Linked DNA regions of Mus musculus: region 1 is linked to region 2. A link is a loop called in an ENCODE intact Hi-C map of the cell type or tissue named here. Cell type or tissue: heart. All regions are shown on one strand. Each heading gives the region's core, and the rest is flanking DNA. Links, peaks and the distances in the headings are about the cores only.

Region 1 (11,942 bases), core at 1,486-9,485, 56 kb before region 2:
CTGGAGGTGATGGGTCTCTGAGGCAGTAGAAGGCACCACAGAGCCCTGCTCAAACCCAGAGGCAATCCCAGTCACTGACAATGAGATGCTCACAGACTTCCTTAGGCCTGTGGTGACAGTGGCGCTCTGACTTGATTAATGGTCTCTGCATCACCTTAGGGTCCTTCCTCCTTTCCTTGAACAATAGCTCACAGTGGCTGCTGAATAGCTCTACTGTCCTTCAGAGCCACTCTCTGTCCTGGGACTTGTCATGTGTATGTCCACCTTGGTAGTTCTTTGTCCCCTCTGGCTTTTTACAACTCTCTAGCTTTGTTTATGCTTTGGTAGTGAAAACAATCTATAAAATATGAAACTATTTTCCTATATACTAAGACAATATTTTAACAATTAATACATTTCAGAGTGGGGAGGCTGCATGTACCTCTGTACATGCCACATGAGTAGAGGTCAGAGGACAATTTCTCAGGCACCTTCTGTTTGTTTTGTTTGTTTGTTTGTTTGTTGAAATGGGATCCCTCACTGCCCTGTAACCATCAATAGGCTAGGTTAGTTGGCAAAAAGCCCCAGAGATTTTCTGATCTCTAACTTTCCAGCCTTGGGACAAATGCCTGTCAACCTATCTGGTGTTTTCCTTTCCTTTCCTTTCCTTTCCTTTCCTTTCCTTTCCTTTCCTTTCCTTTCCTTTCCTTTCCTGTTCTTTCCTTTTCTTAGTTCTTCTTTTTTAACAATGTGTTCTCTGTGTCTATAACTCCGATTCTTATCCTTTCAACACATTGGTGACTGTGCCATCTCCCCAGCCCTAAACCAGTAAATTCTTAACACTATCTAATACTGATTTCAAGTGTCCAAGACAAACACAAAGGATGACCTTTAGAGTTGCTTTTCTTTTTTTGTTGTTTTTGTTTGTTTGTTTGTTTGTTTGTTTTCCAAGACAGGGTTTCTCTGTGTAGCCCTGGCTGTCCTAGAACTCACTCTGTAGACCAGGCTGGCCTCGAACTCAGAAATCCACCTGCCTTTGCCTCCCAAGTGCTGGGATCAAAGGCATGCGCCACCACTGCCCAGGTAGAAATGGTTTTCTAAACCTGGACCTAAACCAAGACAAAGCAAATGTCCTGATCCTGTCCTGTCTGCCCTTCTTTAAATCTCTTTAGTGTAGGGTGGGGTGGAGAAGGGACTCCCCTGTCCTGGCTGGCTTGCTGGCAGTCCTGGTTAAAGTCGACCTTCAAGCTGTTCGCTTCCTCGTGTTCTTTGCTTCTCTTGCTGCCTCTTCGCTCTCTTCTCTGGAAACAAACAGCTAAAGCCTTGATCAAGTTCAAGTTCCTGCTCTTAGAATGGTACCACATATAGAATAGCACCGCCCACATTTAGGGTGGGACTTCCTTCTTCATTTGCTTTCTAGAAACACCCTCTAGATATGCCCAGAGGTAGGTCACCACGGTGATCTAGTCAGGTTGACAATTTCCTGCCACCATGCCCTTCTTTTCACAACAATGAGAAAGATAACTGAACAAGGAATCTGTAGCCAACTCCCAAGTTGTTTGTCAATCGAATTTGCTTTGGAAACCAAAGCACTTAGGGACAATTCTAAACATCTCACCTCAGGCCAAAGGTGCTGCCTGGCTGTCTAACCCTGCTCCTCACACAGCTCAAGATGAACACTGTGGTAATCTTTGTCAGCCTCTTGTTGCCTATACATTTCCCTCTCCTTTCCTTCCTTTATCTTTGTGGTTCCTGAAACCTTCCTGTTCTCCTTCCTCTGGGAAAAAAAAAAAAGAAAAGAAAAGAACAATGCATACTTTATTGTCAGAAAATGCTGAGACACTGGTGTTTTACTGTGGGCTGAGTTTGACGTTTGACGATCCTGGAAGTTTAGCAACTGTGAGATGGATTCGCAGGTCTGAACTATGAAGTAAACTTACGTGAATATGTGCCGTAGGAAGCAGGAGTGGTTGGTTCGTAAGTACTGTCTTGAGTACATCTTAATCTATGGTTGTTTATCAAATCAATACTATTCTCTGCCAGACAAAGTCACTAAAAGTGCCAAGACAGAAATGCTCACTGAGCAAGCTGGTGGAGGCAGAAGGAAAGTAAGTTTCCCTGAAGTCTAGAAAACCATCAAGCCTAAATGTTCCTTTCAGGGAAAACAAACAACTTTTGAAAGTCAAGCTTAGAAAACTTGGAAAGAAATATCCTGACTCCCCTTAGGTACTACCAGAAACTCAACAGAGAGCACAGAGGCGGAGGCAGAGAGAGTCTTGCTACAGGGAAGGGAAAGCTGAAACAGACGCTAACGTCACCAAGAGATTGATTGGAGTTCACTGCAGTCATTGCCCTCAAAGTAAAACAGAGAAAAGAAGCTAAATTCACAGCCACAAAGAGAGTCTACAGGATCTCACCTCCAATGAGGCAGGGCTAAGCTTCCTAGCTACAGGTCTGTCTGAAGGCTTCCATAAGCACGTTTATTGGATATGAAGTCTTTCTTAGTTAATTTACTTTATAGATAAACAGAACACACAGCAATGTGGGTTTTTATCTCAACATGAAGATTTGTTTCCTCCTGGCAAACCAGGCATAGTATAAATGTGTGGCTTTAACCTTTTCCAGTGCACAGTACATGAGCACTAAGTATGTCACCATTGTTGTGCAGCTCCCACCACGGAATCACAGAGCCTCAGTATCACCCAAAGTAAACCTCTCAAACGCATGAAACAGTGAAACACATATGTGAAACACAGTGAAACGCATGAAACAGTGAAACACATGTGAAACACAGTGAAACGCATGAAACAGTGAAACACATGTGAAACACATGAAACAGTGAAATACATGTGAAACACATGAAACAGTGAAACACATGTGAAACACAGTGAAACGCATGAAACAGTGAAACACAGTGAAACGCATGAAACAGTGAAACACATGTGAAACACAGTGAAACGCATGAAACAGTGAGCCCCCTTCTCCAAGCCCCAGGAGTCACCAGCTTACCTTCTCTGTGGTTTTGACTATTCTAGGTCCTTTCTGTAAATGTGATCACGGCGTTAATTGAAACAAGCAAACAACAACAGAACAGCACAGAAACACATTCGAAATGGACTCACTCAAGCTGAAGTCCATGTCATTAAGAAGAAACTAAGCTGTCATCTGACCTTTGGGGGAATCAGTTAAACATCAAGGGTTTGGAAGATAACTCAGTGGGTGAAGGCGTTTGCACTGAAGCCTCACACTCAACTTCCCAAGGTCATCTTTCACCATCACACATACTCACACACATACACACACTCACACACACATACACACACTCAAACACACACACACTCACGTACAAATAAGCACATTTCCCAAATATGCCAGTTAGCTGGAATTCTTTCTCTCTGAATATTTAACACAAACACTAACCTGAAGTAACTTGATGCTAAACAAGCAGGCACCTTCCTGCTGATGTGTCTCTTGGGCCCAACCTTAGAAAAAACACAGACCAACATCCATTCTGTTTCTGTGTTCTTCAGCCTCACTCTGTCTACAACACCAACCTTGTTGCCCATTTTATACACATATTCAGGACTGGAATTGCTAGACCCTTGGTAATTTTAGTCATAATTATTTGAGGAGCACCATTGGGCTCCCACTGCTGTTGCCTCAGTAGTCAGGAGTTTGCCTCTCAGCACCCCTGACAATCCAGTTTATTTTCTAGTTTCATTTGTGTTTAAATAGTGACTGTCCTAAGGGATGTGAAAGAGAAATTTTTAATGCTTAATCCATACCACAGTGGGATCAGCAAAAGGTAGGGGGTCCTGGGGGTGCTGTTACAAAGACTAGCCTGACAGACATGTTCAGTTACACAGATGGTGCACTGTCCACGTGCCTAGTCACGGGGTGAGAGGGCCTGGGATCCAGAACATTTCACATACCAAGTTATGAACAGTCTTCTGGAAGAAGGCAATAACTTTTCTTCCTGGAAAATAATGTCAGCCTGCCAAGCTGTCGCCACAAAAGCGTACCCCTTCAGAGCTGACTGAGACAATTTTTGTGGATCCTTCCTAGAGAAACGCTAGATAAACACTAGATTAGTGGACAGGGTAATGCCTGCTCCAACAGTCCCAGAAGAATATTAAAATCCTTTCCACCGAGGTGTTCTGCTGATGGCTGTGACAGTTTTACAAAATGACCCCTGTCAAGTAGGGTCTCTGTGCCCTCACCCTTTAATCTGGAATTGGTGACTGACAGAATTAAGCAGAAGCCCCTTTGTGTCACTATCTGGACCTGGGCCTTAAGTAGGTGGCAGTTTCTATGTCCTTTCTCTTGGGATATTTGTTCTTGGAATCTAGCCACCACACTATGAGGAAGCTGTTGCTAAAATTCTTTCCCAGGGGCTAGATATAAGTCCTGTCTCTCCCTTCTCCTAGAGGTCCTAGAACAAACTGAGGTCCAATTCCACTATAGATACGGTAGGGAACCAATGAGGTCCTAGGGCATCCGTACAGCCAAGCCTTCTTCCCCAGGAGCCCTGATGTTTGGCCCTTATCTCTCCTCCCACTCCCCATCTTATCGTGACTTGACACACTCTGTGATAAAGACACTGCCTTCTGAAGGGTCTCCCCATTCATTGTCAGACATGATCATTTCTCTGAGCACACCCTAGACCCTTCCACAGACTCCCCAGCTCCCTTTTGCCTTGGGCTAAGGCTTAGTGGTCTTGCAGGTCAAATTTGAGCCAAAGACATGCTGTCCACCTGGGTTCCATAACTTCCTCTAAGGTGAGGAGTGCTAACAAGCTAAGCAAAGTTGACAGGAGACACAGCCCAAATTCCCTGGCTTCCCCTGCTGATCAAACTCTCCCGTACTCACGGGCTCAAGTGCCTCGAGTTTCTTCCTAAAACAGGGCACAACCTTGAGTCTGGTCTGTTGCTCTCTACTTTCAATCCTACCCATCCTAGACTAACCAACTTCTCAGGAAGGAAATAGTTAAAGATCCCTGCCCTTCAGGGCCTGGCGGGGGCAGCAGCTTTGCAGCTTGGTGGCTGCTCCCTGGAGGGCAGGCGGGATAGCGCTCTTGCAGTTAGGTCCCAGAGTAGAGAGGAAGGTCTAGGAGCCTGTGGAGTCTAAGGAAGATCGCGGGAGGCGTGTTCCTCCGGAGTTTGCTTTTCCTTGGGAGCCTCGCGCGCACACCCATCCCTTCTAGTCTGGCAACTGTGTCTAGGAGGTGGGGAGCCTCTCTCTGATCCACCGGACCATCGCTGGAGCTTGCAGGCTGAGCAAGATCTCCCCCTAGAGAAGCCTGGCTGTCCGGGGAAGTTTCCCCGAGCTGAGACTGTGCTGCAGCCCTGGTCACCCGCCACCCTGCGCGCCACCCTCGTTCTCCAGCTCAGGCTCCGGCTGGCCCGTGCGCGGACCTGGAGCTGTCTGCTTCCGAGGAGCTCTAAGGTCGGTGCAAGTCTTTCTTTTTGGAACCAGGGCTGGAACTAGGGATAGGGTCGCTGCCGGGGCAATCTGCTGGGAGGAGCAGGGGTGTCTCGCAGCTCCAGGGAAACGCAACAGACCGGCCTGGCACTTACCTCCCGGGACGCCCAGTGTGGGGCGCTTTCCTGGGAGACGAACACTGGGGGGAGTGGGGGTGGACACCGGACAAGACCATTGAGCTTTGTCTCGGATTTTTAGGAAAGGGGAGCCGGGAGTGGGAGGATCTTTTTCTCCACACAAGCTTTCAGGCGCATCAAGGCCCAGGGCGCTTGCTCCAAAGCCTCCTGGTGAAGTTGGTCTCTTCCTATCCTGCACCCTGAGTGCCAAGGACACTTACTGTGAAGAACCAACCTCTGTGGAGCCCTCCTCACACCACGATGGCAGCTGGGGTTGGAAATCTGCCTGCTGGTGGAGGTCTGGGCGATTTGCTCAGTGCTGTCCTGTCCTTTAAAGGGCACTTCTTGTCTTTCATGTGCAGAACCCTGGAACTGTTTGTAGATAAGCCACCTCTGATTACACCACCCTTAGTGGCCTCACCCCAGCAGACCTGGGGCGAAAGCATATGAAAGTCAGAGGATGTGTCCAAGGAGAGTGGATAATTTGTCTTCTCCAGAGAACAAAACCACAGAGAACTTGAAAAAAAAAAAGTTCTTGGTTTAATTTTTTTTTTCTTCTTGTAGTTGTTTCTGATTCCCACACAGCCATCAACTCATCTGTTTTTAAAGATTGGCTATGAAACACCTTGGCAACCATACCATGTAAATTACCTGCCCTAAGTATGTGTGCGGTTTGGGCGCCGTTGGATTTTCCAAATTACTAATGGCAAGTGGACATTTGCTCTGAGAATCTGATGTATTAACTAGGGAAAGCACTAAGGGGTCAGCTTTTGTATGCCACCAAACTCTAGACCCACAAAAGGAAAGATGCTGACTCCATAGACATGTCCTTCTGGTCTGAATGTGAGTTGCTTCTCTAGAGCTCTGGCTCTAGAGCCAGATGCCCGGCAAAGCTTGACTGAAATATACCAAAATGAGCTACAGATCCGTCCTTGGGAAAGCATGGATTCGAAAGAGGTTTCTTTTATTTGGTTTTGTGTTTTTCACTCTGTAACAATATGGCATCCACATGTTTTTGACAGATGTCCCTTAGATGTGGTGAGCTGACAAGAGGTGTCAAGAGAAATGAGTTCTTGGTAGTGTCTTTGCTGGAGGGAAGCAAGGAAGGAAGGAAAGGAAGGAAGGAAGAAAGGGAGGGAGGGAGGGAAGGAGGGAGGAAGGAAGGAGGGAGGGAGGGAGGGAGGGAGGGAGGGAGGGAGGGAGGGAGGGAGGGAGGGAGGGAGGGAGGGAGGGAGGAAGGAAGGAAGGAAAGAGGTTTTACTGGCAGCTGGCTCACACCCTGATAGGAAGCCATGACTGTAGCTTTCTCAGTACCTGTGGCAATGAGGACCACTGAGCTCTACGTGAGCTGTGCAGTGCCTGTGACACCCAAATGGCTCATGAACTCCCCTCCTGGATGATTCTAATAGACCATGAAGCCATTTTGTTTATGGGAAAGACCTCTGTCTCTCATTTTTAAGATAACTATTACTAAATATTCCATTCCCATTGGGAAACCAGGAACCATAAATCATAAAGCAATCAAGGAATTGAAAGACTTGTGCCTCCCCTCACTATCCTGAGAGGGAGGCAGATCGTAAAAAGCTTTGTACTTGGCATTCTGGTCTACATGTGGGAAATGGAAAGATGATATTTGTAGACCTACTAATAATTCAGCCAGTTATTCCGGACTATTAGAGACGGGAGAGAAAATCTGTAACCACTTACAATTAAGGGTGAGCAGAAGTGACAGAAGTAAATGGCAGGCCCATCACTTTGAAATCACAGCAGCGGGTGAACACCTATAGCCCAGCCGTGAGACAGGATGACATCCAGCAGCCTTTTGGCTGTGAAAACACAGTCACTTCACTCATTCAAGACTCCTGATGTGTTACAGATGTTGTTCTGTCTGTATAAATTGTGATGCCCAAGTCAAGAACCAGTTGGTGCCTGTGAGATGCGATGTATATTGCTGTTTGGCAAGGCAAAAGCATGTGGGACTGACAGCAGGTGTTCCCCTATACTTCTTATAGCATGTCAGCATCTCTTATTTGGTACACTTATATTAAGCCTAAACTTAATAATGTCCCATGACAACTGTCAAAAATCCCTAAATGTGGTCACCCTTGAGCAGACTCAAAAAGATTGAGTCTTAAAATTTAGGATTAGGTGTATACGCCATAGATACACAGACCACTGCCCATAAATGAAGTTACTGTCCTCATTTACAGATTAATGAAAGAAAAGTACAAAATACCCAAAGGGGAGGAGCAATTGACTTTTGGTTGCTATTTTCTCAGCACCAGCCTTCCTTTTGTTTTCTAAGTGTCTTAAAGTATAAGAGGAGAAATCTAGATTTACTGAGCACCAGGGACCACCCGCCCTTTGAAGGCGATATAACATAAGAACTCTTTGATAATACCTGAACACTCCTTCCAATGTTCTGCTGCGTCATCCAAATTCTGGAGACATCTTAAGTATGTTGTTGATGCAAATAAAGCATGGAAATAAGAGAGACAGGATGACCTGGTGGTTAAAGCTCGGGTGTGGAGTCAGATCAGGCTGCCTCAGGGTTGTAGGCTCGTCACCACCTTTGACCTTCCTCTCAGCTTCCCTGTCTTCCTGGAGAACCTGTGGATGACTTGATTGTTATCATTATACTAGACAGCAGCAGCATGTGATGTGTTCGGCACAGTGCCTGTCCTGTCCTAGCTAGATAGGATGCTTGCACGATACTAAGAAACCAGATAGCCCATGGCAAACCAAACGGTGTGGCGGCCTGGGATAACCTGTCACTCACAGAACACCATTGACAAGTATCATGGTGGTTTCTGATGGGTAGAAGTGTGGAGACTTAAAAATATGTGGGTTTTGCAGGGTTTCAAGCATTTCAAACTAAACCTCTTGTCTCCATCAGTGATCTTTTCTTTCTCTCTGTGGTGCTGGAGATGGAACCAGTGTGAGTGCACAAAGCAGAGAAAAGCAGACATTTGGCTTTAAATGAACACTTTAACGCATTAGACAGCGTTGCTGCCCGTTCCTGCCATGTGCAACCCCTCACTCACTCGGGCATGCTCAAGTTTTTAGTCAGAGAATTAGATTCTTGTATTTTGTGCCTCAGTCTGAAGCAATGTTTCCTCTTTTACCACAGAATTTTCTGTGTCATGTCTGGAAGATTTGGGCTATCATTAACCTGAATAAAGAGGAAAAAACACTGCTATTTTTAAGGAACACTGAAATATCTTTATCCATATCATGGTCTATACAGATATAGCTGTGGATACAGCCAGGGCTGGGGAGATTTCTTGCTATAATAGAGTTTTGGTCTTTCCTATTTTGATCTGATTGACCTATATTTTCATTAAATCAATAAACATTCATTAACCACCATCTTTTGGGGACAGCTAGATTTTGTAGCAAAATAATAATAATAATAATTTTTCCTACTTTTTTTTCTTCCAGGTGAAAAAAAGAAAGGCGTGAGACCAACATAAGAAGACTTAAAATCCAGGTTAAGATGAGTATCTTTTGCCTTGCGGCATACTTTTGGCTGACCATGGTGGGAGGCGTAATGGCTGACAATCCGGAGAGATACAGCGCTAATCTAAGCAGCCACATGGAAGACTTCACCCCTTTTCCGGGGACGGAGATCAACTTTCTGGGCACCACCCATCGACCCCCTAATTTGGCCCTGCCTAGCAATGGCTCAATGCACGGCTATTGCCCACAGCAGACTAAAATCACGACAGCTTTCAAATATATTAACACTGTGATATCCTGCACCATTTTCATCGTGGGAATGGTGGGGAACGCAACTCTACTACGAATCATTTACCAAAACAAGTGTATGAGGAACGGCCCCAATGCGCTCATAGCCAGCCTGGCCCTTGGAGACCTTATCTACGTGGTCATTGACCTCCCCATCAACGTGTTTAAGGTAGGAAAGTCCTGAGGGCTCTGCTGACGCTTGCTCTGATGTGCTCTGCCTAGGAGGTTTACTTCTGCTTTCAGCTCACTGACGTGTTGTGTTTTGTTTTGTTTTGTTTTGTTTTGTTTTGTTTTGTTTTAAGAGTTTTACTGCTGTGTGTTAGACTTTTCCCAATTTAGCTGCTAATGAAACAGTATTAGCAGGATGACCCTTAAGATGCTCCTATTTCCCAAAGTAGGTTCCCAGGACAGCACTCGGCTTCCTGCCTCCATGGGGAGTCTTGGGGCAATCGATGACTGAAGATTGTTTGAGATACAGTTTTTAGGGTGAGCCATGCCAAGCTCCCAAAGAATGTAAGGTAAATCCACATGCAATATCAGTTATCTTTCCATGAGATGCTGTTCAAAGTAGATAGCCACAGCAGAACTCACAGCTTCTATTTCAGTCTGAGTCTACGGGTGCATGATTGACACGCAAGGGCTTGCTGGCTCCCCTCAGTATCAGTGACTTGGAGATAATGAAATCCATCGATAGCAGGCCAGGACCGAAATACTGACTAAAACCATTCCAAATAGACCTGATAACCCCTTCTCTCTTTGAGCTGTAATATGTGCCCAGCCCTGAACTAGGCCATAGGACCCTAAAGACAAAGAAGAAAAGTCGGTGTTTTCATGGGAAAAGACAAGTGTCGAAACGCGGCCGGAATTGCCTTGCCTCAGAGACTCTTTAACCAAAATAAACTAAATCTAGTGGAAACAAAATATTCCATATTTGCTGTAGTCATTGTGAAGGGAAAGATTCCTGAGAGAAATTTAAGTACAGTAAGAGTCGAACAAAATTGGCTTATGTGTGCCACATTTTAAGAAATGTCTTCACCCTAAACCGGAAATTGCTTTTCTCAGGCTTTCCTCTCCCCACCTCCTTCTCCTCTCCCCTCCCCCTGTCCCTCCTCTTTTTTCTCCCTCTCTCTCTCTCCCTCCTCCTCCCTCTTCTCCTCTCCCCCTCTCTCTCCTCTCCCTTTCCCCTCTCCCTCATTTTTCTCCTCTTTCTCTCTTTCCTTTTCTTCCCCCACCTCCTCTAGTCTGAACTCAGGCTCCTCTCCTTCCTCCTCCCCATCTTCTTCTTTCTCTCCTCCTCTTCTTTCTCTTCCTCTCTCTTTCTTTTCCTCCTCCCTTGCCACAGGAACAAATTATTCTAGGTCAGTGGTTCTCAATCTATGGGCCTTAGTGTCTCATAACATATATCCTGAATATCAGATATTTACATTACAATTCATTGCAGTAGCAAAACTACACCTATGAAGTAACCACAAAATAATTTTATGGTTGGGGATCACCACAACGTGGGAATCTGTATTAAAGGGTCGCAGTATTAGGAAGGCTGAGAACCTCTGTTGTAAGTAACACAATTCTGAAATATTACTTTAAACTACTTTCGCCAGTTTAATTATGAGATGCAGAGCAGCCTGGCATAGCCTCCCCTGTTTCAGTCATGGTGAAATCACATGAAGTTACCACAGGCGCCAGCGTCCTAGCACTACAGATGAACGCAATGGGTTTCGTTGTTTTGTTTTTGAGACTGAGTCTCTGTGTAACTCTGGTTCTCCAGGAGCTCCCTGTGTAGACCAGGCTGGCCTTGAACCCACAGAAATCCTCCTGTCTCTGCCTCTTGAGTGTTGGGATTAAAGGCATGCACCACTACACATGGCTGATAATTTTTTGAATGTTAAAAATCTTTCAAAATCATACCATGTACTTTTTGGAAAGCTAGAGAAAGATGAGGAATAATCAAAAGATGAGATAGTATGTCTTTCTTTGGAATAAGTATGAATGCACAGGATTTCAGTTTGAACATAAAAACAGAATTTTGGAACCAAACTGTGAAGCAGAATTGAAAATGCATAATTAATTTAAACTGTTTAGCATACTCTATAAAATTCACCCCTTTTCTCTTAAAAAGTCCTTAATTTTTCGTTTATGAGTTGTCATGAGTGCTTAACACTTCATTTTCTCATGGTTTCCTTCTTTAATGAGAGAGCTTAAAAGATTTTTATGGCTTTTGGTCAAACAAAATTTGACTCTTTAGTTTCAATTGACTATTATTATTAATTCTTGATTATCCATGCTTAGGCACTGGTTAACTAGCTCATCTTAATTCAAAAGAATAACTGACCATCTCTGAACAAACTTTCTGCTTCTGTTCCAACTGAAGCATGCTATGTACACTCAGCCCTGTGCAAAGCAGTTTCTTGTCAAACCAATAGTGCAGCTGAGTGAGGGGGTTGAGGGTGGGGGATGGGGTGGGGAGTTGGGGGCAGGGTGGGGGCTGGCTGTCTTTGCGTAAGTCCTGCCAATCACCACTCTAGGTTTCATTTCTACTCCATGGTTGAGTCACGTTAGCTGAGAGACTTCTGAGTACTGTAGAAATCCAAATATAATTTATATTTCATTCACATAGCA
Region 2 (11,942 bases), core at 1,294-9,293:
TGCTCCATCCTGCCGTGTCCTGGGTCACCTTTCAGAGCCCAGGCAATGGCTGGTGGGTCGCATCCACTCAGCCTGCAGTTCTGTGGGAAGAGGCTGCAAACACTGGGTGGGTGAGGGAGGAGAGGGAAGGGAGAGCCTCAAAGGATGTTTGTACTGTACTTTCAAACAAGGACAGAGACCAGGTGTGTCGGAGAGCCTTCTGCAGTGGGGTGGACCAGGAAAGATCTGTTAACAAATAGGACGAAACGAATTCCTTTGGGAGTTTGCACGTAATCCAGGGAAATGTGTGTGTTTTCACTAAAGTCCCCTGAAATGTATCATCTCCTCTGACTTTAAATACAGATAATAATCCACTATATTGTTTAAGGATATCATGGCTTTTTTTTAGAGGGAAAAACATATGTAGACAATCCTAAAACATTAATGTTCAACATCTTGGTAGGTTTTTTTTTTTGAGCCATTATACTATTTAGTTAGAACTACATAATATATAATTTGTTGATGAATACATATCTTTATCAGAATTTTATTTTCAGTATTTTGCTAGCTCCATTTTAGTGTAATTGGTTTCTAGTATGGCCACATATATTTAAATTTGTGCTTATTAAAATATAATGTTGAAGTCTAGAAAGTTAGTTCAGTTGGTTCAGTCCCCAGAATCCATGTAAGAAGCTAGTCACAGTAGCGCCAGCTTGTAAAAACCAGTGCTGGGAAGAACAAGGACTGACGAAGCCACAGGCTTGAGCCAGATGACCGGTCCCCATGTGAGACCCTGTCTCAAAAAACAAGGTAAATGGCTTCTGAAGAATGATACCTAAGGCTGTTCTGTCCTACACACATGCACACATGAACACATGCATGCACACACATGTGCGCACACAAATACATGAGCATGCATGAACATACACACAGGAACACATACATACACATACATGCACATGAACACATGAACATGCATAAACACACAAAGTATTGTTCTCAGAAGGAATTCTGCCTCCCACCAGATTTCTAAAGGTGTCTGTGCGACATAAGGAACCTTGTCTGGACTTCTGTCTTATAGAACCATTTTCTGTATGGAAAGGGCTGCTTTCCATTCAGAAGCTGTAGTGTTCAAGGAACATGGTGGTCATGTCTGTGGGAACTGATCAAACTACCACAAGAAGGCATGTTATCCTCAATAAATAATCTGGAGAAAGAACATAAGGAAGTAAAAGGCACGTCTTCCCAAGTCTGAGGTGAATTCATTAGAATAAACTTGGATTTTAATCCTCCATTAAAAAGACAAGAAACTGGATATTCTGGATTTGTATACATCCTTGCTGAGAGAGAGAGAGAGAAAGAGAGAGAGAGAGAGAGAGAGAGAGAGAGAGAGAGGTCAGCCTTTAGCTAGAATGCCTTCCCTTAGTATTTCCAGGTGGCAAGTATTAAGAAAGAGAGAGAGGAGTTATTGATGGCTGAGCCGGCTGACTCTGGGGTCACATAGCAGACATACCAGGCAAAGGGCTGACTTCCACTAACTGCAGCTACACAGATAAGCCATTCATTGATAGCCTTCACTGTTCCTAAATGAGACACTCATGGTAAGTACACTTTAAAATCAGCCGATCTTATCGAAATGTTGAGGCTCATCAATAAGCGAGGATGAAAATGTCTCCAATCCCTTTCTATGAACTTTTAAGAGAAGCAACTTTGTACTGATCCACTGTGTAGTAGAAATCAGCATTGGCTTCTTAGAAACATCCTTGTAGGGATAACTAGACTGTTTTGATATGCATTTTTCATGTGTTACAGCTCAGCAGCATGTGTGAAGCACCTAGGTATGATCCAGTGATCATGTGATAAAACGGGATCCAGTGATTAAATTAAAAAAAAAATTCTGAGCACAGCTGCAGGGCCTTCAGTGCTGTCAAAGTGGGATGGGGTGGGGGGCACAGGGGATGGATATATAAACTGTATCCACAAGCACGGAGACTTTGGGGTGAGCAGGGTTCCTCTCAGATTTCACTCCAATGTCCTGTCTTCGCTCTTCCTCCCTGGACAGTTTTACCAAGATGTGAAGGACTGGTGGCTCTTTGGGTTCTACTTCTGCATGCCCTTGGTGTGCACAGCAATCTTCTACACCCTCATGACCTGTGAGATGCTCAACAGGAGGAACGGCAGCTTGCGGATCGCCCTTAGTGAGCACCTCAAACAGGTAAACACAATTCACAGGAAGGTGGCTGAGGCCTTTGGAAATCAGCACGCCATGGAGGCATTGATCAGTCACTAACGAGATACACTTGCCTCCAGTATGCCGTACAGTAATATGTCGTGCAGATGTGTATTCTAGGAGCAATAGGCTAGGCCACACAGCCTACCGTGAGATAGATAGTACCATTCAATTCTATGGTGTTTGCTCAGTGTTGAAATTTCCAAACCACACATTTCTCAGAACCTCTCTGTCATTGAACTGCACATGACCATGTTGTATGTAACAGATTTACCCTGATTTTCTAAAAATAAAAATGTTCTCTTGGAGCTGTTTCTTTATATAGCCTTAGGAATTCCTTTGGGGAAGTGGGCTCCTGCCTGTGAACCAGATGGCCCGGGGAGGCTGGGCTTAAAGATAGTTAACTCTTGCTTATTTTGCCAAGCATGAATTGAGCATGTATGTGTGGATGAATTGAAATGGGCCTAGGATTGGGCCAGAGCAGAAAAATGCATGTGGCCATCTTCCTTTGTGGGATCTGAAGTCTAGTCATAGAATAAAACACAAATACAATCAATTAGACAATAGAGTGGGGGAATGCAGCACACAACCATACAGCACACAGCCAGGGCACACAGCCATACAGCACACAGCCATACAGCACACAGCCATACAGCACACAGCCAAACAGCACACAGCCATACGGCACACAGCCATACAGCACACAGCCATACGGCCCACAGCCATACAGCACACAGCCATACAGTACACAGCCATACAGCACACAGCCATATAGCACACAGCCAGGGCACACAGATGGGGCACTCAGCTAGGGGACACATGAAATGGGACTGTGGAGAAACTGTCTGGGTGGGAAGGAGGCTGTGTGTTATTTGGTGGGAAAGCAGAGGACACAGTCTGCTTCAGTCGGAGGGGAAAGAGCCCCAGGAGAACATGGAATGGACACCAGGCAGTCTGGAGAAAGAAAACAGACTTCAGTTTGTTCCTAGGAGCATCTCAAATACGACTTGTGGTAGGAATTTAACTGAAAACAGCAACATGGGGTGAAATCTTGGAGGCCCAAAATTCTAGGAAGAATTTGAACATGCCAGTGGGAGCAAATGTATCTTTTAGGAGGAATTTGAACATGCCTGTGGGAGCAAATGTCTCTAGTTGTGGGTACTTCAGGCCTTTAGAAGGCAAAAACCTCACTCTTCCACTTCCCAGTCATGTGACCCTGGGCAGATTACCTCACATCTCTAAGCTTCCAATTTCTCCTAAGCGTATAGTAATATATTTGTAGGTTGCCAATGGCATATAGGGTTCCTAATAGTGTCCGGTTCCTAGAAGACAGTCAACAAACAACTAATTTATGTTGATTGATAAAGTAACAGTAAGAGCAATGGGAAAGTATGTACAAATATTCACTCACACCCCCAGGCAGCATGCCCTACAGCCTGCCTGGGTAATTATCACACACAGGCACACATTAGCACGGTCCAACTGCTGTGCGACTTCCTCAGCCCCTTGTCTGCAAATTGGCCATAATAAGACATGAATCAGTGCCATTATAAGACTCTGAGGAAGTGATGTGCGTATGTGTGCCCTATAAGTTCTAATGTGTTACAAATGGTAGCAATTATCCCTGACTGACAGTAGTGTTTACTGTGAGACGCTTTAGCCTGGCTTTGTTCAGACATGAATGTTGCAGATACTTCAGGTGCAAAATTAACCCTTGAAGACCAGGTGCAGGTCAATCTCTGAGTTTGGGTCCAGCCTGGTCTACATAGTGAGCCCCAGACCAGCCAAAGATAGTGAAACCTTGTCTCAAAAAAAAAAAAAATACAGCTTTACAAAGTCCTCAGTCTCACAAATTGGAACACTTTGTCTCTCCTCCAGACATGTCTCTGGAACCGTACCCCAGCTGGTCTCATGACGTGGAAGATTAAGGGCCCCAGGTCTTCGGGCTTCTGCAGTAGTTTGGGATAACAGAATCTCAGAGAAGGGATCAACTGGGAGGGTTTATTGCAGGCTTTCTGAACTTAATGTTAGCTGCCTTGGATTAAGCCAACATTATTTTCCAGAATTTCTCTAGCCTGTTTCCCATTGGTTTTGACATTGGTTGACCCCCCATTACAGACAGGTTGCATTTTATGTTCCTAAATGTGAGTGGGATGATATACCTCAGCAGTCTGAACCCAAATGAAGAGGTCCAGATAGTTCCTAAACTCTGGCTGGTCAGTCCACGAGTCGTCTCGGAGGCTGGTAAGGCTTCAGTTGGAGTCACTCGTTCGTCAACATGCCAAGTGCCTCTAACCAGCACTGCTGAAAACTCCTCCCCTTATCCTCTGTTTGCAAACAGCAGATCTTTGAAAACTACACATCAATAAAAAGGAATTTTAAAATTTAGCCACAGATCTCAGCTCAGCATAGAGGCATAGGTCCATAATCTTAAACACAAGAGAGACTTGGGCAATGTAATCTCTTAGGCACAGGAATTCAAGACCAGCCTGGACAAGAAAGCAAGACCCTGTCTCAGACTAAATATGTAAATAGTAAATACAAGCAAAACAATTTCAATAGTAGCTTCAAAATCAACAATGAGTGAAACAGGCTGGACTTCTATGGACTTGTTGACTTTCTTGCTGTGTTCGGTTTCCTTGGGTGTCATGCCATTACTGAGGCCAGTTACCTAGCATTCAGCACTTAACTAATCCCTAAGTGGTCACCCTCTAGTCATCCCCACTCCTTGAAAATATGCATGCACCCATGCTTAGACTCACAAACACACATGGCCACATGCTTAGACTCACAAACACACATGGCCACATGCTTAGACCCACAAACACACATGGCCACATGCTTAGACCCACAAACACACATGGCCACATGCTTAGACTCACAAACATACATGGCCACATGCTTAGACTCACAAACACACACGGCCACATGTTTAGACTCACAAACACACATGGCCACATGCTTAGACTCACAAACACACATGGCCACATGCATAGACTCACAAATACACATGGCCACATGCTTAGACATATAAGCACACATAGTCACATGCTTAGACTCACAAGCACACACATGGCCACATGCTTAGACTCACAAACACACATGGTCACATGCTTACACTCACAAATACACATGGCCACATGCTTAGACTCACAAACACACATGTGCCCATGCTTAGACTCACAAACACACATGGCCACATGCGTAGCCTCACAAGCACATATGCCCACATGCTTAGACTCACAAACACACATGCCCACATGCTTAGACTCACAAACACACTTGTCCCCATGCTTAGACACAACCATGGTGTCGACTCTGGTCAGTTCCTGCTTTCCTCCTGGCATAGGCTTCTACTGTTGTCCTCAGGACATCTCAAAGCTGGCAACTGCCCAAAAGCATGGTTATGACTCTTCCATGAGACAGTTACACTCTGGGCCTTCAAAAGTGACATCATATGAAGGTCATTCTCCAGACTCTTCCATGGAATCTCCTCCGTCCTCATGTGTCACTATTCCTGGATGTGATAACACTAACCTTTATCCTTGTTTGCATGAACTTGCCCTTAGCGTCGAGAAGTGGCAAAGACTGTCTTCTGCTTGGTTGTCATCTTCGCCCTGTGCTGGTTCCCTCTTCACTTAAGCCGCATTTTGAAGAAAACTGTATATGATGAGATGGATAAGAACCGGTGTGAACTGCTCAGGTATGACTCATGGTGTGAAATGCTCAGGTACCCATTTCATTAAGAAGTTAGAGGTTTGCTGCTTTTTACATTCATAAATTCTGAAACTTAAAATTGTAAACTTAATTATATGTTTTTAACTGATACAGCCTACCACTGATCCCAAAGTTTGTGTGAGTCCTGTCAATAATCTTGCTACTTCCTTCCTGAGGCAGTGCACAAGGGCTTCCACTAAGCAATGCAATGATCCTGCAGTGCTTCTTATAAAATCCTAACTGCTACCCATAAGACATTGCTTTGGCTAGGAGAGATGCTGATCTGGTGGTAAATGCCACCCAGCAGATTCTAAAGCAATGTGTTCTAACGACAGTGTTTTCTTTTGCTCCAGCTTCTTGCTGCTAATGGATTACATCGGCATTAACCTGGCAACCATGAATTCTTGCATAAACCCAATAGCTCTATATTTTGTGAGCAAGAAATTCAAAAATTGTTTTCAGGTAAGACTGTTTTACAAGATCTAGCTCTCTCTCTCTCTCTCTCTCTCTCTCTCTCTCTCTCTCTCTGGCAGCCAAATCAGGGAACTCCATAGTAAACAGTCACAGACAATTCAGTTTTGCTACTGCTTTGATCAGGCACCCTCCTCTTCATCTCTTCATTCAAGAAGTGACATCACTTTTTGTTACCTAGAAAGAAGATCAAGACTGACATCAGAGCAGAAGAACGATACATATTCAGATGATACTTTCAGAGGTTAATGCCAAAGAGACTGACTTCATTGCATCCAATTTATTGCCTCTCTTCAAATGGAAGGCTCAAATATAAGCACCAGGCATCCTAAGTCCAGAAAGCCAATTCATGCCTTTCATTGTCTTAGACTTTAGCCTGTCTCCGGCAGAAGTCAGCTCTGGGGCTGAGCGAGCTCTCACTAACAGCAATTACATTGTGATTTAATAACAACCTTTTCAGAGTTGGTGAGGTGGTCCAGCAGTTAAGGGAGGGCATTTGCTGGTCTTGCAGAGGACTCAGGTCCATTCCCAGCAGTAATATGGTGTCTTAGAAACACCTGTAACTACAGTTCCGGAGGATTCAATGCCTTCTTTCAGCTTCCTTAGACCCCAGGAACACTCCTGGTGCACGTGCAGGCAAACACTATAAAATAAAAGTAAATCTTAAAAAATAATAAATAATCGCCTTTCCAAGGAAAGTATATACTGATTACTCTGGGCATCTGCACTCTGCGTTTTCCCTTGTAGCCATCGTTCTTGTTTCAAAGTTCCTTCCAGGGCTGGTGAGATGGCTCAGTGGATAAGAGCACTGACTGCTCTTCCGAAGGTCCTGAGTTCAAATCCCAGCAACCACATGGTGGCTCACAACCACTCATAATGAGATCTGACACCCTCTTCTGGTGCATCTGAAGAAAGCTACAGTGTAGTAATGTATAATAATAAATAAATCTTAAAAAAAAAAAAGTTCCTTCCAGACACATCAACAATATCTGTAGGAACTCCCCTGTCTTATTGATGTCTCAGTTTCTAGTTCTGGAATGACTTAGGACAGCCCTAATGTTTACTGAGTTGTGCTGTCTTGGACCAAGATATTTAACTTTAGCCCACAGTGCATTTTATCCATAGTAGAGTAGAGGTCAGGGAAACCTTTGCTGACCGTGCAGCTCAGCATCTGCTAATGGTCTCACCCACAGGTGATCAGTCCCCCCTCTAGCTCCCTCAGTTACTTCACTGTAAAAACTGATGAACCAAGTGATCATCCAGTAAGTAGAACTCAATGTGGATGGATAGATAGACATAAGACAGGTGGATGGACAGACAGACAACAGGTGGACAGACAGACAGATATACGTGGAGACAATAAGTACTCAATATCTGTGAGCTACTGCATAAGATTGAAAAGGAAAACACAATAACTGCCCTCACAGAACCTGTGATCTAAGCAGAGACAGACATATTACCCAGAAGACCGTACAAACAGATAAGAGTTGAAAATGGACTTTCAGCTGCCATGGCCTTGAGGTCTCCTTGGAAAGATTATAAACCACAAAGTGCTGGGACTGAAATGGGTTCACTCACACCAGGTTCTAACTAGTATATTTCATAAGCTGTACTTGATATCACTTGGTGATTACTTTATATATTAATTAGAAGGCAAGGGAACGGTCCCATTAAAAATGCTCAGAAATTAGACACACACCCAAGGGAATGGCCAAGGGAAAGAATCCAGTCTTGAGAGCCCTTGCTTCTAATTTGCATTCTGCTCTCCCTACCCTTGGGCCTCACAATGGTCCTTCATAAAGAGATGACAACAGTACCCACAGCTGGGGCTATAGTGAGGGTCACCTGAAGTACTGACAGATACCAAGCATCTCATAAGAGATGCACTGATGAAGAAGCAGGACCCCCAGGCTCTTTCCCAGCTGCATCTGCCTGAAAGAGCACCCCCCCCACCCTGCCCCAACCAGCACCACTGCCCCTCCTCTTAAACATGAAGAATACAACCAAAATGAAAAGCAAGAGACCTCTGCTCCTGATCTCTGTCTGGCTAGGACAAGCTCTGGCTGTCCTCGGTTGTCCATGGGCACTCCTCACTGGAGGGCCCAAGCTTCCTGTGTGACTCAGAATGGAGCGGCAGACTGACTGAGTAATTTATACACGCTCTCTCTCTCTCTCTCTCTCTCTTTCCCACCCGCAGTCCTGCCTCTGTTGCTGTTGTCACCAGTCCAAAAGCCTCATGACCTCGGTCCCCATGAATGGAACGAGTATCCAGTGGAAGAACCAAGAGCAGAACAACCACAACACGGAACGGAGCAGCCACAAGGACAGCATGAACTAACCCTCCGCAGAAACACCGAGACGTGTGCCTTCAAGTCCTAGGATGGAAACAACCATTACGCCACAGATGCGCTCCCAAAACCTCCCAAGTCTCTCCCATGCTCCTTTTCTAAGTCCATCCTAGGAAAAGCTCTCCTGCCCTCCCAACAGCACGTGGTGGACCGGTCCCAGCTATAGCCAATGGGTCTTTCCTGAGTACTGTATATGATTTGCATACCGCGCATGTCATTTCCAACACTTGAAAATTAGAGCTGGGAGAAAGGAGATGATGGTTCAAAGAAGCCACCTAGCTGCCGCCTTTGCATGAACACAGAGTTTGCAAGTTCATGACCAGCTTCCGTGCAGTTCTATGGACCAGCTGGTGGGAACTGTCCATCCTAAGATTCTAGAGCAGTGGGTCTCAACCTTCCCAATGCTGCAGCCCCTTAATACAGTTCTTCATTTTCCAGTGACCCCCCCCAACCACAATATTATTTTTTGTTGCTACTTCAATTATTTTGAATTGTTATAATTGTCTGATATTTCTGATAGTCTTAGCCTGCCCCTGTTAAAGGGTCATTAGCAACCCACAAGTTGAGAACCACTGCCCTAGAAATTCTGTTGCGTTTCATGGCCCATGACTACAATCCTAAAATTGGAGAGGTGAGGGAAGATGGTCAGGTGTTCAAGGTTAGCCTCATCAACATAGTTCGGAAAAGCCAGGGCTACCTGTTCTCACAAGACACAAACAGACAAAAAGTGTTTCAAAGTTATGGCAGATTCATTATTATTAATTATTATTATCTTATAGCCAAACACATTGTGAGGTTAAAGTACTCTTTTGGAAATGTCACCGAGTGTTGGTACTTTATAACTGCATGGTACCCTAGAAATGATCGTTTCATCTTCTTTCAATGTACTCTGAAGAAAAGAAAGAGGAGAGGAAGAGGAGGAGGGAAGGAAGACCGTCTGATGAGGAGTTAGTTGTTTCTATGGTACTGTTTTGTTTGGAAACCATGATTTCCACAGCTGCTGCAGACACAGACACAGACCAGCAGCACGGCAGCTTAGTAGCTGCTAGACAAAGAATCTTTAAGAACCTGTATTTTCTTTTTATGTTGTTATTTGGTTGGATTTTGCTTGTTTACTTGGATTTGTTTTTCAAGACAGAGTTTCTCTTTGTAGCCCTGGCTGTCCTGAAACTTGTTTTATAAATCAGGCTGGCCTTGAACTCGCAGAGATCCTCCTGCTTCTGCCTCCCAAAGTACTAATAATACTTGGGCGAGATAGCACTGTGCTTCCAACTCGGCATCTGGAGGCTGAGGCAGGGACGGTGAGTGGGAGACTGCCTGCACTAACTAGAGGAACTCGTCTCCAAATAATAATAATTAATCATAATACCATTAGGTCAAATGGTTTTCTATTTTTCATAAGCCTAGTCTTTTTTAATGTTTTTTTTTTAATGTAAAACCTTGTCCTGCAGATTAAATGTGTCACTGAAGTATGCCTGAGACTTCCAGCCCCACATCTGAAGCATACCTAGGAAAAAACTGCTGGGTGGCCTTGGAGGGCCTGGGCATTTTCTACAAGTTTCACAATAGTAGCACATATATAATGCATGTTTCCTTTGACTCTCTCAGTTTCTCCTACAGTGATGACTGGCTACCAGGCTTTCCTGCTCATTCCTTTTTCCTGGCAGGAAACAATGTCAAAGTGGCCAAATGAGCTGATTGTGTTAAGTGAGATGTAGTTACACTTGCCATGAACCTTTAACTCTTTGCTCCTCTCTGATTGTGAGACAAACTTAAATTTCCATCCTGTCCCCAACTCCTCAGTGGTCACTATTTCAAAGGGCCCTGGTAACTCTACTGGGCATTTTCCCAGATGTTTACAGACTGTGAGAATGACAAATAACTTTTATTTTGTATGTATATAAATATATAAATAATTGTACATTTCTTTTAGCCAAATTTTCTGTGGTTGTCTCTTTCTCTCTCTCTCATTGTGTGTGTGTGTGTGTGTGTGTGTGTGTGTGTGTGTGTGTGTGTGTGTGTGTTAGGGTATGTATAGATTGGAAGAGGATTCTGGGTGACTCTTTATTATACAACCCACTTTGGTCAGTTCTTCTTACACATGAGAATCTCAAGCTTTCCATACTTGCAACTTTTGTAGTTACTTGCAAGTTTTGTAGTTACAAATTCTGGAAGGTGCCGTGCACAGGAAAGTAGCTACAGGAAGGATAGGTTGAATAATTTGACGATGCAAGATTCCCTGTCATAGCCTTGTCCCTGCTGGAGCCAAGAGTCCTATACTTGGAAGTATTACACTTTTCTCTTTATTCCCTTGGGTGTTCTCTCTCTCTCTCTCTCTCTCTCTCTCTCTCTCTCTCTGTGTGTGTGTGTGTGTGTGTGTGTGTGTGTGTGTGTGTGTGTTTGGTGTGTTTGTGTGTTTTACTGTTTGCTCTGGGGATAAAGCCCAGGACCTCTGATATGCTAGGAAAGTGCTCTACTACAGAGCCACAACCCCAGGACAGTATTATTTTGCTCTAATCCCCAGCTATAGTACAACCGACAAGTCTCCTGGAGTTTCTGTCAGATAATTGGTGAAATCTAGCTATTTTAATTTTTTGTATTATTTTATTAGTTAAAAATGAATCAAGTATCAAAATCAAGATTAAAAAAAATACATCAAGTTCCAGTTGCTTGAATTTTGGAGCTGAGAAATACTGCCCCTGTGTGTTAGTAGTCAAGTGCACCACTGGGTCTCACACACCTATACATGCCTAGAATAAGACATAGATGCAAACAGTTTTGTTTATTAAACTATTATCTTTTAAAAGATGCTTCATTTTTTACATATAAAATGTATTTTTTCATTCAGAACATCATAGGTCTGAATACACAGGCTTCAGTGTGCATTTTGTTTATGGACTGGCAATGATTTATTCATACAAACAGTTCTAATTTCTACCTTCACCACATTTCCAACAAGTAACTTTGTAGAAATGATCCAGAAGCTAAGGGCCTGTGTTGGCAGTGGCCTGTTAAACAGAAAATAAGTTTACAGAAGCTTAGCAAGTGTCTCTTCCTTTTTAATTTCCTTTTTTGTTTGTTTTGATGTTTTGTCTTATTTTGGTTTGGTTTGGTTTGCTTTGGTTTGGTTTGGTTTGGTTTGGTTTGGTTTGGTTTGGTTTGGTTTGGTTTTGGTTTTTGAGACAGGGTTTCTCTGT

Evidence for each region. Hi-C counts contacts between places; a loop is a spot of excess contacts. Peaks named below come from ENCODE experiments on the same cell type or tissue, not always from the same donor. Only the 100,000 strongest peaks of a DNase experiment are listed, where the experiment ranks them.
Region 1: a loop joins it to region 2, with 2.0 times the contacts of the local background. A loop is called at or near these places in 3 of 42 quality-filtered maps.

What each region holds. Positions count from the first base shown.
Region 1 is chr8:77,717,578-77,729,519 of GRCm38, reverse strand. It overlaps Ednra (endothelin receptor type A), which reads left to right and starts at 5,068. Exons shown (of 8, transcript NM_010332.2): 1 at 5,068-5,424; 2 at 9,018-9,492. The coding sequence starts at 9,073. It overlaps LOC108167319 (a long non-coding RNA gene), which reads right to left and starts at 5,935. Exons shown (of 4, transcript XR_003947564.1): 1 at 5,798-5,935; 2 at 2,989-3,021. Gm39201 (a long non-coding RNA gene) reads left to right here. Exons shown (of 3, transcript XR_878941.2): 3 at 1-355. In heart, for the core only: a CTCF peak has its summit at 5,002; DNase peaks (open chromatin) are centred at 5,189 and 5,859; H3K4me3 peaks cover 4,825 bases; H3K27ac peaks cover 5,651 bases.
Region 2 is chr8:77,661,769-77,673,710 of GRCm38, reverse strand. Ednra (endothelin receptor type A) reads left to right here. Exons shown (of 8, transcript NM_010332.2): 5 at 2,042-2,194; 6 at 5,779-5,912; 7 at 6,280-6,388; 8 at 8,595-10,682. The coding sequence ends at 8,735. It overlaps 4933431K23Rik (a long non-coding RNA gene), which reads right to left. Exons shown (of 4, transcript XR_001778587.2): 4 at 6,610-7,040. It overlaps LOC105243223 (a long non-coding RNA gene), which reads right to left and starts at 5,802. Exons shown (of 4, transcript XR_878947.2): 1 at 5,747-5,802; 2 at 4,372-4,564. RefSeq lists an enhancer at 1,069-1,978. In heart, for the core only: no CTCF peak of the experiment used is centred there; no DNase peak of the experiment used is centred there; H3K27ac peaks cover 2,123 bases.